2 separate regions of the Homo sapiens genome follow, and region 2 is linked to region 1. A link is a contact called in ENCODE Hi-C or POLR2A ChIA-PET data. All regions are on one chromosome and are shown on one strand. Each heading gives the region's core, a stretch centred on a gene start or an enhancer-like site at or near the end of the contact. The rest is flanking DNA. Distances are from core to core; before and after follow the strand shown. Region 1 holds the start of CASZ1 (castor zinc finger 1). Region 2 holds the start of TARDBP (TAR DNA binding protein).

What was found. A loop is a pair of places that touch in the nucleus more often than their neighbours do. ChIA-PET counts read pairs that join two places held with the same protein, here RNA polymerase II (POLR2A). Pooled maps may share reads with other maps.
Region 2: a loop to region 1 is called in a pooled map, with 4 times the contacts of the local background. The contact joins the promoter of TARDBP here to the promoter of CASZ1 in region 1. A Hi-C loop is called at or near these places in 6 of 50 pooled maps. POLR2A ChIA-PET finds 5 or more read pairs at or near these places in 3 of 52 experiments (MCF 10A, WTC11 and activated CD4-positive, alpha-beta T cell).

The regions. Positions count from the first base shown.
Region 1 is chr1:10,793,247-10,799,254 of GRCh38, reverse strand. It overlaps CASZ1 (castor zinc finger 1), which reads left to right and starts at 2,609. Exons shown (of 21, transcript NM_001079843.3): 1 at 2,609-2,691.
Region 2 is chr1:11,008,270-11,014,614 of GRCh38, reverse strand. It overlaps TARDBP (TAR DNA binding protein), which reads right to left and starts at 1,961. Exons shown (of 6, transcript NM_007375.4): 1 at 1,872-1,961; 2 at 650-899. The coding sequence starts at 887. RefSeq lists silencers at 643-889, 2,299-2,528 and enhancers at 1,251-2,218, 1,929-2,258.

The DNA.
Region 1 (6,008 bases), core at 1,360-3,859:
CATTATAGTGGGAAAGGGGTAGGGGTGAGCCTGATAGTGAGAAGTGGGGTAGGCCTGATAGTGGGACAGAGAGACAAGTGAATTCTTCCCTAGCCCCTCAAGGGCAGGCTTTGTCTCATTCATCTCTGTCTCCCCAGCACTGGTGGAGATCTGCTCTTCCTCGGAGCTTAGTCATCCCTACCATATGAATGAATGAGTGAAGGACTATTGTTGGAGGGGGAAAAAAAGGACAAAGGAGAAGGAATGGAGAGAGGATGGAAAGAAATGAGAAGTAAAGGGAGCACTGGATGTCCCAAGGAGCAATGACAATTACTGGCATTTATCGATCAATATCTTGGCCCAGGCCCTTTTCCTGCATTAACTCATTTTAGCTTCTCAACAATCCCAGGCAGTAGGTACTATTATTATCCCCATTTTACTGTGGAGGCAACTGAGGCACAGACGGGTCAAATGCCTTCCTCAAGGTCACCCAGCTGGTGGAGCGGTAGGGTCTCACCCCCAAGCCCAAGCTGCTAACCCCTTCTTTACGCTGCCCCAGGAGTGGACTCAGCCGTGAGCCAATAAGGTAGAAGAGCTACCTTGCCACTTCTCAGGTTACTGCCCCTCACTGTGCCTCAGTTTCTCCTTCTGTAGGATGACAAGATTGGGCTTGAGATCTCTGGGGCTGTGCATCCTGCTAAGTCACCAGGCACAAGGGTCTTAGAGATGGTGGGTGAGCCCTCAACCCCTGAGAGCTGAGAATGCCTTGGATGGTGGGGGCGGCAATGGAGAGTAACCAATCAGTGGTCTTTGAGGGATGTTAATTATCGTTGTGTTGCTGCTTCCAGTCAATTATTGGGATAAGGAGGGGGGAAAACAAAATGAACCCGAAACATGTGTCTAATGTCTAAATCTGGCTTTCCTGTGTGGACAGATCCTGAATGGACCCCCAGAACTATTCCAGGAAGTGAGGAGCTGGTTTTTTGAGCTGGTTTCTTCCCCAGTCCATCTAACACAAGCAAATATCACTGAGTATCTAAGGAGTGTGGGATGGCTCAGCTTCCTCTCCCAAATTTGTTGGCTTTATTAGGGCACAGGGCAAATCCTGGCCTCCTCAGGGCCAGAGGGCCATCATGTCTCCAGTCTGTGTCCATATGCTTCTGGACAATTAACTTCCAGTTTAAGGCAGGACATGGGAATGCATCCCGGAAGATGCTTGTCTTAGACAATCATCATACAGGGTTTTGGGTCGTTTCTCTGGTCCTGAGAGGCTTTCCTGACACCTTGCAGATTAGGCTCCAAATACTACCAGCCTGCAACAATGTTTACCAGCCTGTGGCATTGCCTCTTAGTTTAATGCATTCTGTTGAGCAGGGCTTGAAGCTGTGGGTCATACTTTGAATTTATATTCATTTATTCCACAAATCATTGATCTATTTCGTTTACTGTTATGGTCAGTTTCTCACTTATCTCATCATCTGGGTGTTTTCAGTTTCTTTCATGCCTCTCGATATTTCCATCCCACGCTTATGCTGAAGGGAAAAGCAGCTCAGGCCTGGAATGAGGGGTGCGCTTGCTGAGAAAGGCAAGACCAGAGCTACAGGGCCTCAGCACTGAAGCTGACTACTAGGCTCAGCTGGTGTGGCCACCTCAAACCAACTGGGAAATGGGAAGTCTGGGTATGGGAGAAAAGGGGGTTTCTTCAATAAAGTATGAAAGTGCCCCTCAAAAGGCCCTTCCCCCCCATCTGGGGGCAAGGGGATTATCTCTCGCAAGACACTGCTTTGTTTTGTTTTGTCAGAAATGAGGTCTAGCTATGTTGCCCAAGCTGGTCTCGAACTCCTGGGCTCAACCGATGCTCCTGCCTCGGCCTCCCAAAGTGCTGGGATTACAGGCGTAAACCACCATGCCGGCCCCCAAGACACTTTTTAGCCTATTGCCTTGGTTTATTTTCTTCATGGATACTTTCACTCTCTGAAATAACATTATCCACTTGTTTTAATGTGTATTATCTGCCCCCCCCCCAGCCCCTCCATGTAAGGTTCATTCTGCACGGCCTATCTTGCTCACTTAAGGATTTATTTCTTGCACAATAGATTGAATGAAAAACTCCCTTGCAAAGAATAAGTGCAAAGCAGATATCAAACAGTGAGAACATTTCGTTCCTTTGGGTTCCACAGTTCTAACATTCTAACTTGCAAAAAAGAGCCAGTTCTTCTGTCGAAAGTGGGAACCGAACTCGGGCTCTCTCGGGGTTCAGAACAGGTGGAAAGTAACCCCCCCCCCCATCCCTTCTCTCTTTTCCCCTAGCCTCAACTCAACTCAGCTGGGGGGGGGTGTAGAAGCCTCTGGACCTGCAAAAGGGGGCCGAGCGCTCAGATGCTCCTCCGCAGGCCGTGCGACTCGCCGCGCGCACACGCTGAGCTCAGCCCGGGCGGTGGGTGGGAAGGATCCGGGAGGGGCAGGTCTGGGGGTGTGAGGGTGGAGCGGAGCCCGGCCCCGCGATCCGGCCCGGGTTTTGCATGCCACCCACTCGCCCGCCCGGCCGCGGAGAATTCCATAATCACAGCGGGCGAGAGCGGAGACTGGGAGCGAAAAATCCGGGATCCGGCAACTTTGGGCAGCGCATGCGCGCCCGCGGCGCTCCATCCCAAACACACACACATTTTTCCCCCGGACTTGGAAAGTCACCCAAAGCCGCCCCAAGTGCAGGTAAGAGACTCGGCGCTCCCTCCGCCGCGGCCCCCCCACGTCCCCCAGCTCCGCGGGCCTCCCGGGGCGCCTCCCCGTCTCTCCCCCTGTCCCGGTGCACCCCCCCCACCCCCGGGGCTGCCGCTTGCAGCAGGGAGCGGGCGAGCGAGCGAGCGAGCGAGCCAGCCAGCCAGCCTGCGATCGGCGGCTGCCACCCAACTCCGGCCGTGCGGAGGCAGGGGGCACGGAGGGCTGGCACCCGGGCGCGGGGCGGCGCGTTGCCTGCCGTGGCCAGGGGAATGCCCGGCGCGCGGCTCCGGGGGAGGGGAGGGCTGCTCCTCCTGGGGGTCGCTTACTCCAACTGAGGGGGTGGCGGGGTAGGGGAGAAGAGAGGGAGGTGCCAGGCGCGAGCACAGGACTTTGCAAATAGGGTGGGGGCGCCCCACGCGCTGTGGGCTCCCGGGGGGGCAGGTGATCTCCAATACCGGGTAATCACTCCTTCCCCTTAAACCCCCACCCCACCCCACCCCCCAGCAGCAGAGGGGTCGTGCGCTCTCCAGGGCAGAGAAGGAGGCGGGGTGAGGGGTGCCTGGGGTGACTTTGCAAGACTTTGCCCATGGGAAGGGGTGGGTGGGGAACCCCTCCAGCCGGCTCTTGTGCCCGGATACCGGGTGTAGGTGCTGCCAGCAGAGGTAGGCAGTGTTCGCTTAGGCGCGGGGTGCCAAAGGGTATCCCCCATAGGAAATCGAAGGCAAGAGATTTCTTAGATGGGGGGAGCGGCGCCCCCTTTTTCATCTGTGCCTGGGAAGTTTATCTCAAGTGCGCTGCTCCAGGCGCGGCAAGTGGCGTTCCTCACTCCCTTCCCCACCCCACCCCCTGCCTCCCCAGCTGAAGGGCTGGCAACACAGGGCACGGGGAGCCGGGGCATCGGCCCAGAGCTGCCCGGCTGTCGGCTGGAGCCCGCCTGGGTCCCGGGGAAAGTTCGGGCGAGTTGTTGCCGGCTGTTGTGTGCGCCAGAAGAGAAGTTGCGCCCGGGGACGTGGGACGCTGGGCTGGCGGGCTAGCGGGCTGGTAGAGTGGTGCGCTCCGGGGGGGCTCTGCAGCGTGGGAGAGGGTCGGTCGGGGTCTGTTCCCCCAGGGTGGGCTGAGGGTGACCTCGGAGCTCAACAATTGGGGAGGAGGAGCCCTGAATCCAAGGGCACAGGGCTGAAATAGGCACCTGGTGAAGGACAGAGAAAAAAGTAGTTTGTGGGGGCGCAGGGAACACCAAAGGGAGAGAGCCGGTTTCCCGGTCACTTAGGGTCCGGCTTAACGGCAAAGGAGAGCGTGGTGACTGACGGAGGAGCGTCGGGGAGCGGGGATCCAGGGGGCGCGCGGGAATGGGGGATCGGGCCAGACCGAGTCAGGGATCTCCCGGGGCAGGGGGCCGATTCGTGCGCCCGGGGTGAGCCGGACGGGCGGAGCGGCGGCCGGTTTATTTTTACTCGGTGGCATTTGCAGAATGTGCAGCTGATGGCCGTCGGCCGCCAGGAAGTTTTGCTTTCTGTTCTTTCTCTCTCTTTCCGAAGCCAGCACTGCCGGGAGCTGGCGGGCCGGGCAGCCGGGTCTGGAAGGGGAGGGGGCGGCCGCCGGGGTGGCGAGGTGCGGGCAGAGGCGCGCTGGGGCCGCTGGCGGGGGCTGGCCGGGCGCGGGCGGGCGGGCGGTTGCTGGGCCGCTGCGGAGCGTTTGGGCGAATGTCTGTCCCCGGCGCTGGAAGCTCCTCCGCGAAGGGAACAGGTGTATGCGCCGTCAATCACGGCTGGAGGGACACTTTGGGGGCGTAGATTAAGATAATAATAATAGATTTTTCTCTAAGGGGTGGGCGCAGATTCTTCTTCCAAGTCATCCCCGACCCGGGTCCGGAGTTGGGGGAGGCTAGTGGAGCGCTGAGGGAGGCAGGGGACCCCCTCTTCCTCCACACAAGTTCCTCTGCCCCAGCTTCAGCTTGGAAAGCCGGCTCTGGGCGCGGCGAGGACCTCCTTCCAGCCACGCTGGCTACGGTGCGGGTGCGGGTGCGTGCCCACCGGAAAAGCGGCAGTAGCGCCTCTCCTGAGTATGGAGCTCCCCCAAACCTGGATCACTGGGCCACGGGGCGGAGTGTGCGTTTCTGACCGAGTGGAGTGTGGGGGTGCGGCCCTCATTGTGCGTAGTTGTCCCGCCGACACCCGGTACACTCAGGGGGTGGCGAGGGGGAAAAGGCCCTGGTAGTCGCGGGGCAAAGTTAGTAAATTTAGGACGTCTCCGAGCTGGTACAGGCGCGCGGTGAGAGCGCACGAGGGGACTGGAAAACAGATCGCCGGATAATCTTGGTGTCCCCCCGCCCAACCCACGACGCGCGCGCGCGCGCACACACACACACACACACACACGCATACACATACAAACACGCACACACACGCGCACACACACACGTCGCCGTCCTAAAGGGAGCTGTCCCGGCTGAGCAGGAGCAGCTGCGCCGGGCATGGGGAGGGGGGTAGTTGTTCCCCGGGGGCTGAGCCGGGGCTGCGCTCCACGTGCCCGGAGGGGGCGCTGGGCCGTTCGGCGCCCGAGCGCAAAGCGCCGGGTTTGCGTCCTGGTGGCGACCAGGCGGTGCGTCCCGGGCGGGCGTCGCGACCTGCGCAATCTCCGGCCGCCCGCGCCACTCCCCCGACCCCCAGCCGCTTTCCCACTTCCCAAACTTCGGTTTTTAGGGTGTGCCCCTCGCGGGAGCTCCTGGACCCTCTTCAGGGCAGAGTGGAGAACTTCTCCTTTCCAGGAGGTAGCCACCATCTCTGTCCCCAGAGTCCGGCGAATTGGAGAGATCGCCGCCCCGCCCCCCCGCCACCCACCCCCTTCTTGTTAGCCACCTTAGAGGCGGTTAAGGAGAGTTTATGGGGAATATTGTTGAACTTCAGTAATCAGGTTTCCAGCGATCTTATGCCTCCTGTTTAATTTATTAGACTAGTTATTTATTCTGTTGATGATAATCTGTTGCTGGTTTCTATGGAGATGTTAAACTGATCTCTTTCAGAAATCAAACTCCATATGCACTAAAACGTTTAAAGGGGCAGTGCCTTCCTCTTTTTTTCCCCTTGCCTTGTTTGTTTGTTTTTTAGACTTTGCACCTTGCCGAGACTTGGAGTCTTGCTCTGAGTCTCGGCGCATTTTATTTCCTTCTTACGAAGGAGAGGAGCCCAGCCCGGGAGCCTTACGCTTTGTGGCAAGTACAGCTTATTATGGCTAGAAGAAAGCGAAGGCTTTGATCTCTAAGTTGCATCATCATTTAAAACAGATCATTTCACCACCACCCCCTTCCT
Region 2 (6,345 bases), core at 712-3,211, 220 kb before region 1:
ACCAAATTTGATGGACTTTGTTGCAATACCAAGTTATAATAAAAGGAACACACAGACAGATCGACTACTAACAGCACACTACTTCAAAATGCTGAAATTAGGTATTTCCTTGGCACACTTCTTAAACTTCATGCTTCCTTTTCTTAGATTTAGAACATCATTGATAAGAGGCAGAGAGAAGGATAAGACCAGAACCTCGAAATTGTAATTGGAACTGCACTAATTCAAGATTTGGCTACTCCAACTGTTTGCTCATTTAAGGGAAAAAATGAACTCAGATTTGCTGAATGAATGATGTAACACCAAAAGGACAATGATCAAATCCAAACACTGAAGCACTTCAGAAGAATCTATTTACAACAATGATTTATGTACAAAACATTCTTAGTGATTCCTGAAATTTATCATCAACTTGGCAAAGTTTATTCAGATATTTTTTAAATACATTGTTTTCTCTTTTAAAATGATCTACAATCCCCAGTTTCCATAAATTTAGACTCGTGGTCTTCCAAACTTGTCTAACACTGAAGTTCAAGGAAATACTTAAGTTTCAGGAGACATTCTGCCACCAAAAGAGGCTAAGATCCATGGATGAGACACACACCTGAACACACTTCAGCATGATTACAAAAACCAAATGGTAACAAACCTTTTGGATAGTTGACAACATACACCAGATTTCCCCAGCCAGCATCTGGGGCATGCAGAATTCCTTCTACCAGCCGGACACCTCTCATACACTGAGACACTGGATTCCTGTAGCGAAGCCCACACGCCCCTGGAAACTGGGCTGTAACCGTGGAGAGCAGCACCGTCCCATCGTCTTCCGATGGTATTTCAATGGGCTCATCGTTCTCATCTTCGGTTACCCGAATATATTCAGACATCTTTTACTTTTCCTAAAGAGAAAAGAGATATGAATGAACAACATTCATGTCAGAATAACTGTTTCCTTATAATGATAATACCCAAACCATGTCAGAGTTCTGACTTCCAGAAAAATGCTTGTCTGGATTCGTATATGCATTGGTTATCCCTGAAAAATGACGAGGTGAAGGTAAGGGTAGTGATTTCCTATCAAAATGTGATGCCTCGCCAGTTCATTCATTCAAAAAACTTTCCCTGAAGGCTTATGATGCGTCAGGTACTGAAACTGTAACTGTGAGTCCAACGTGGCTTGCTGGTTACAAGCTAGGGTATGCAAGGGAACAATAAACAGTAGCTATTTTATGACAATCGGGTTAGTCGTTAAGTAATCCTGAAGGCAGAGGAGGAGCCTAACTGGCTGAGGCATGGGCGTGATAGGTCCCAGTCGATTTTCCTAAGCAAGCGATCCATCAGCTGAACCTGAAGACTGAATATGGGCAGTGAACCAGGTGTAAAGAACAGGAGAAAAGTTTCCCTCTGTTCCTCATTTTGGGGCTTCCGGGGGCTCTGCGAGCCCGAGCCCCAAGGCCCGCGGCGACAGGTCCTGGCGGTGCCGGCCGTCGCCTCCCAGAAGCCCGCGCGTGCCAGCCGAGGGAGGAGTTTCTCGGCGCGGCCCGGGGTGGGGCGCAGGAGCACCAGGCCCAAGCTGGCAGCGTCCCTCGAAGTACAAAGTACCGAAGGCTCCGGCACTGTCCGGGTCCGGGGCCAACCTCCGCCTCAGGCTACGCGGCACCGCGGGCCCGGCCCCCCGTTTCGGCGCCACCGGCCTCCCCGTGCCAGGACCTAACGACGCTCCCGCGCGAGCCCGCTCGGGCAGGACTAGGCCCGGTCTCACGGCTGACTTCCCGGGGCAGGGTCCGAAGCCGCTGCGTCTGCCTCGGGCCGCCCCAATGCAGAAGCCGAGGCACCTACGGCGTCCTCAGTGAGAAGGCTCCGCGACTCACCCGCTAGGCCGCTGCTGGGAAGCCCGACAGGGACACCGAAGCAGCGACGGACCCAAGCGCAGCCCAGCCACCGCTTCGCTCCCACAAAATGGCGCTAGGGCCGCCTCCTCCCCCCGCCCACCGGCGTCCTCTCCCACCGGTTGCCTGTCCAGAGGTGGAAGGCACCGACGAGAGCCACGATGACCCTCTCCCCAGGGACTCGGGCTGCCTCCTGGAAATTCAAGCCTACAGAGAAGCTCTGAAAGCTAAAATAAAACCAGGACCTAGGCCTGAAAAGCTGAAGATTGAAAAAAGTGTGGCTGTATAGGAGCTGACCTCCCCCCACGTAACGTAGCAGATGGTTTCGGCCGACCAACCGCCGGCCCAGGTCTCGGTCGGAGCTCGCGCACTTTCAAAGCGCGCGAGAGTAGCACAGAGTCTCGGCCAGCGAGGGCGGGGCGGGGCGGGGCCTGGAGGGGGCGGGGCTCGGGATCCCGGGCCGAGTCCACCTGGGAGGCAGGATAAGGCCTGGACCCCTTTTCTGAAAGGCAACCTAGTGCGTCTTCTCCTCCCTCCGCCAGCCCACCTCCAAACCTGGAAACAATAACTTTGTTCTAAATAATAGCAATGATAAGGCTACTTTGTGCCAGGTACTTTCTGAGTATTCACATATTTAATAGCCCAAACAGTTTTGTGTAGCAGGAGCTATTGATATTCATTCTGCGGGTGAGGAAACTGAGGCACAGAGAGATCAAGTGTCTTGCTTAAAGTGACGCAAGGATTAGCCGGGCGGTAGTGGCGCGCGCCTGTAGTCCCATCTACTCGGGAGCCTGAAGCAGGAGAATTGCTTGAACGCGGTAGGCGGAGGTTGCGGTGAGCCGAGATCGCGCCACTTCACTCCAGTCTAGGCGACAGAGTGAGACCCTGTCCTCCAGCCCCTCCCCCCAAAAAAATGTCACCCAAGGAATAAATGGTAGACCTGGGATTTGAATCTCGAGGCACAAAATGCTAACTTGTTCTGGCTCCAGCCCTTTAATAATAATAATAATACAGTACTTCATCTATTTTAAGGCACACTTTTTGTTTCACTTTTTTTTTTTTTTTTTTTGAGACGGAGTCTCGCTCTTGTCCCCCAGGCTGGAGTGCAGTGGCGCAATCTGCAGCTCACTGCCACTTCCAACTCCTAGGTTCAAGGGATAGCTGGGATTATAGGCGTGCAAAGACACCATGCCCGGCTAATTTTTGTATTTTTAGTAGAGACAGGGTTTGGCCATGTTGGCCAGGCTGATCTCGAACTCATGGCCTCAAGTGATCCGCCTGCCTCAGCTCCCCAAAGTGCTGGGATTACAGGCACGAGCCACCTTTCTTTTCTATCTTTTCTTTCCTTTCTTTCCTTTCCTTCCCTTCCTTTCCTCCCTTCCCTCCCTTTCCCCCCCTTCCCTCCCTTCCCACCTTCCTTCCTCCCTACCTCTCTCTCTTTCTCTCTCTCTCTCTTTCTTTTCTCTTCCTTTTTTTCAGACTCCCTCTGTTGCCTAAGGTGGAGTGCAGTGGCACAATCTCAGCTCACTGCAACCTCCGCCTCCCCGGTTCAAGCAATTCTCCTGCCTCAGCCTCCTGAGTAGTTGGGTCTACAGGCATGCACCACCATGCCCGGCTAATTTTTGTATTTTTAACCCCTGTTGGCCAGGCTGGTCTCAAACTCCTGACCTCAGGTGATCCGCCCACCTCGGCCTCCCAAAGTGCCACCACGCCCGGCCTTTGTTTCACATTTCTTTTTTTTTTCTTTTTTCTTTTTTTTGAGATGGAGTCTCGCTCTTTTGCCCAGGCTGGACTGCAGTGGCGCTATCTCGGCTCACTGCACGCTCCGCCTCCCGGGTTCACTCTATTCTCCTGCCTCAGCCTACTGAGTAGCTGGGACCACAGGCGCCCGCCACCACGCCCGGCTAATTTTTTTGTGTTTTTAATAGAGACGGGGTTTCACCGTGTTAGCCAGGATGGTCTCAATCTCCTGACCTCGTGATCCGCCCGCCTCGGCCTCCCAAAGTGCTGGGATTACAGGCGTGAGCCACCGCGACCGGCCAATGTTTCACATTGCTGAAGTCAGTATGTGATTTCAGTTCCAGTTCCAGTTGATGATGATGTGTCATAGTTTAACTGGCAACTATTTATGTTTCTTTGTATATACATGTATCACACTCAATGAAATACAGTTACAAGTGTTTACACAAAATACTTTATTTATTTATTTAAGATGGGGTCTCACTCTGTCACCCAGGCTAGAGTGCAGTGCAGTGACCTCGGCTCACTGCAACCTCTAACTCCAGGGGTCAAACGATCCTCTCACCTTAGCCTCCGGAGTAGCTTGGACCACAGGTGCACACCACCACACTCAGCCAATTTTTTATATTTTTTGTAGAGACAGGGTCTTGACATGTTACCCAAGCTGGCCTCCAACTCCTGAGCTCAAGCGATCCATCTGCCTCAGCCTCCCAAAGTGCTGGGATTACAGGCGTGAGCCACCATACCCAGCAGAGAAGTCGGTTTTATCACTCCCATTTTACAGAAGAAAAACCTGAGGCTCAGAGACCATATGACAGGCCTGAGGTCATACAGTTGCTCAAGGATGTCACCTAGCCCATAAATTGCTGTCCCAGGTTGGTCAGACCCTAAACCTCTGCACTATGTCCACCACACTGGCCACTTTCTGTCACAAGACTGAGACCGAGGTATTTAGTGCGGGTAGTGCTGTGGAGTCCTGGACACTAGCTCCAAGTGGGCAGAGCTGGGTATGCAGAAGTTCCTAGAGACAGGTCACACAGGAACATGACCCCAAAGGCTGGCCCTTCTCCTAAGAAGTTTTCAGGCTAGTTGGGAGGACAAGCAAACACTGTCTCAAAGAAGGTAAGTAACTCAGGAAGATAATTATAAGGCCAGAGGGAGACTGGACCACAGATCTTCCTGCTCCTATCTCAGTTGTCTCTGGGATTCAGCTTTACAGCACTGATTGTCAAAAGTTGTTTGAAACACAACATTTTTTTTTTTCAAGACAGAGTCTTGCTCTGTCGCCCAGGCTGGAGTGCAGTGGCACAATCTTAGCTCACTGCAACCTCTGCCTCCCGGGTTCAAGCTATTTTCCTGCCTCAGCCTCCCAAGTAGCTAGGACTGCAGGCGTGTACCACCCCACCTGGCTAATTTTTGTATTTTTCGTAGAGACGAGGTTTCACCATGTTGGCCAGGCTAGTCTCCAACTCCTGACCTCAAGCAATCCTCCCGCCTCAGCCTCCCAAAGTACTGGGATTACAGGCATGAGCCACTGTGCCTGGCCCAGGCCCTGGTTTTCAACTGGGTCACTTGGGGACTTACCTTCTCCCCTTCCATCAACCCCCTTGAATTCTCCCAGCTCATCAGCTCCATGAGGCAAACAGGACACAGCTCCACAACATTCCTGAAAACTGAAAGAAGCCTGGGCGCGGTGGCTCACGCCTGTAATCCCAGCACTTTGGGAGGCCGAGGTGGGTGGATCACCAGAGGTCAGGAGTTCAAGGCCAACATTGTGAAACCCCGTCTCTACTAAAAATACAAAAAATTAGCAGGGCATTGTGGCAGGCACCTGCAATCGCAGCTACTCCAGAGGCTGAGACAGGAGAATCGCTTGAACCCGGGAGGCAGAGGTTGCAGTGAGCCAAGATCACACCATTGCACTCCAGCCTGGGCAACAAGAGTGAAACTCTGTCTCAAAAGAAAAAAAAAAAAAAGACAAAACTGAAAGAAATACTAGGGCAATAATGATACATAGATTTATTTATTTATTTATTTATTTTTTGAGACGGAGTCTTGCTCTGTCACCCAGGCTGGAGTGCAGTGGCCCAATCTCGGCTCACTGCAAGCTCCACCTCCCGGGTTCACGCCATTCTCCTGCCTCAGCCTCCCAAGTAGCTGGGACTACAGGTGCCCGCCACCACGCCCGGCTAATTTTTTGTATTTTTAGTAGAGACGGGGTTTCACCGTGTCTCAGTCTCCTGAGCTCGTGATCTGCCCGCCTCCGCCTCCCAAAGTGCTGGGATTACAGGCGTGAGCCACTGTGCCCGGCCCTATTTATTTATTTATTTATTTATTTATTTATTTATTTATGTAGGTGTGCACCACCACATCTGGCTAATTAAAAAAACTTTTTTGTAAAGACAGGGTCTCATTATGTTGCCTAGGCTGGTTATGAATTCCTTGCCTCAAGTGATCCTTTCACCTTGGCATTCCCACATGCTAGAATTACAGGCACATACCACCACCCAGCCAATAAAGATATTTAAATAAAAGTAACTTTAGGGCCGGGAGTGGTGGCTCACACCTGTAATCCCAGCACTTTGGGAGGCCGAGGCGGGCGGATCATGTGAGGTCGGGTTCAGCCTGACCAACATGGAGAAACCCTGTCTCTACTAAAAATACAAAATTAGCCGGGCGTGGTGGCGCATGCCTCTAATCTCAGCTACTTGGGAGG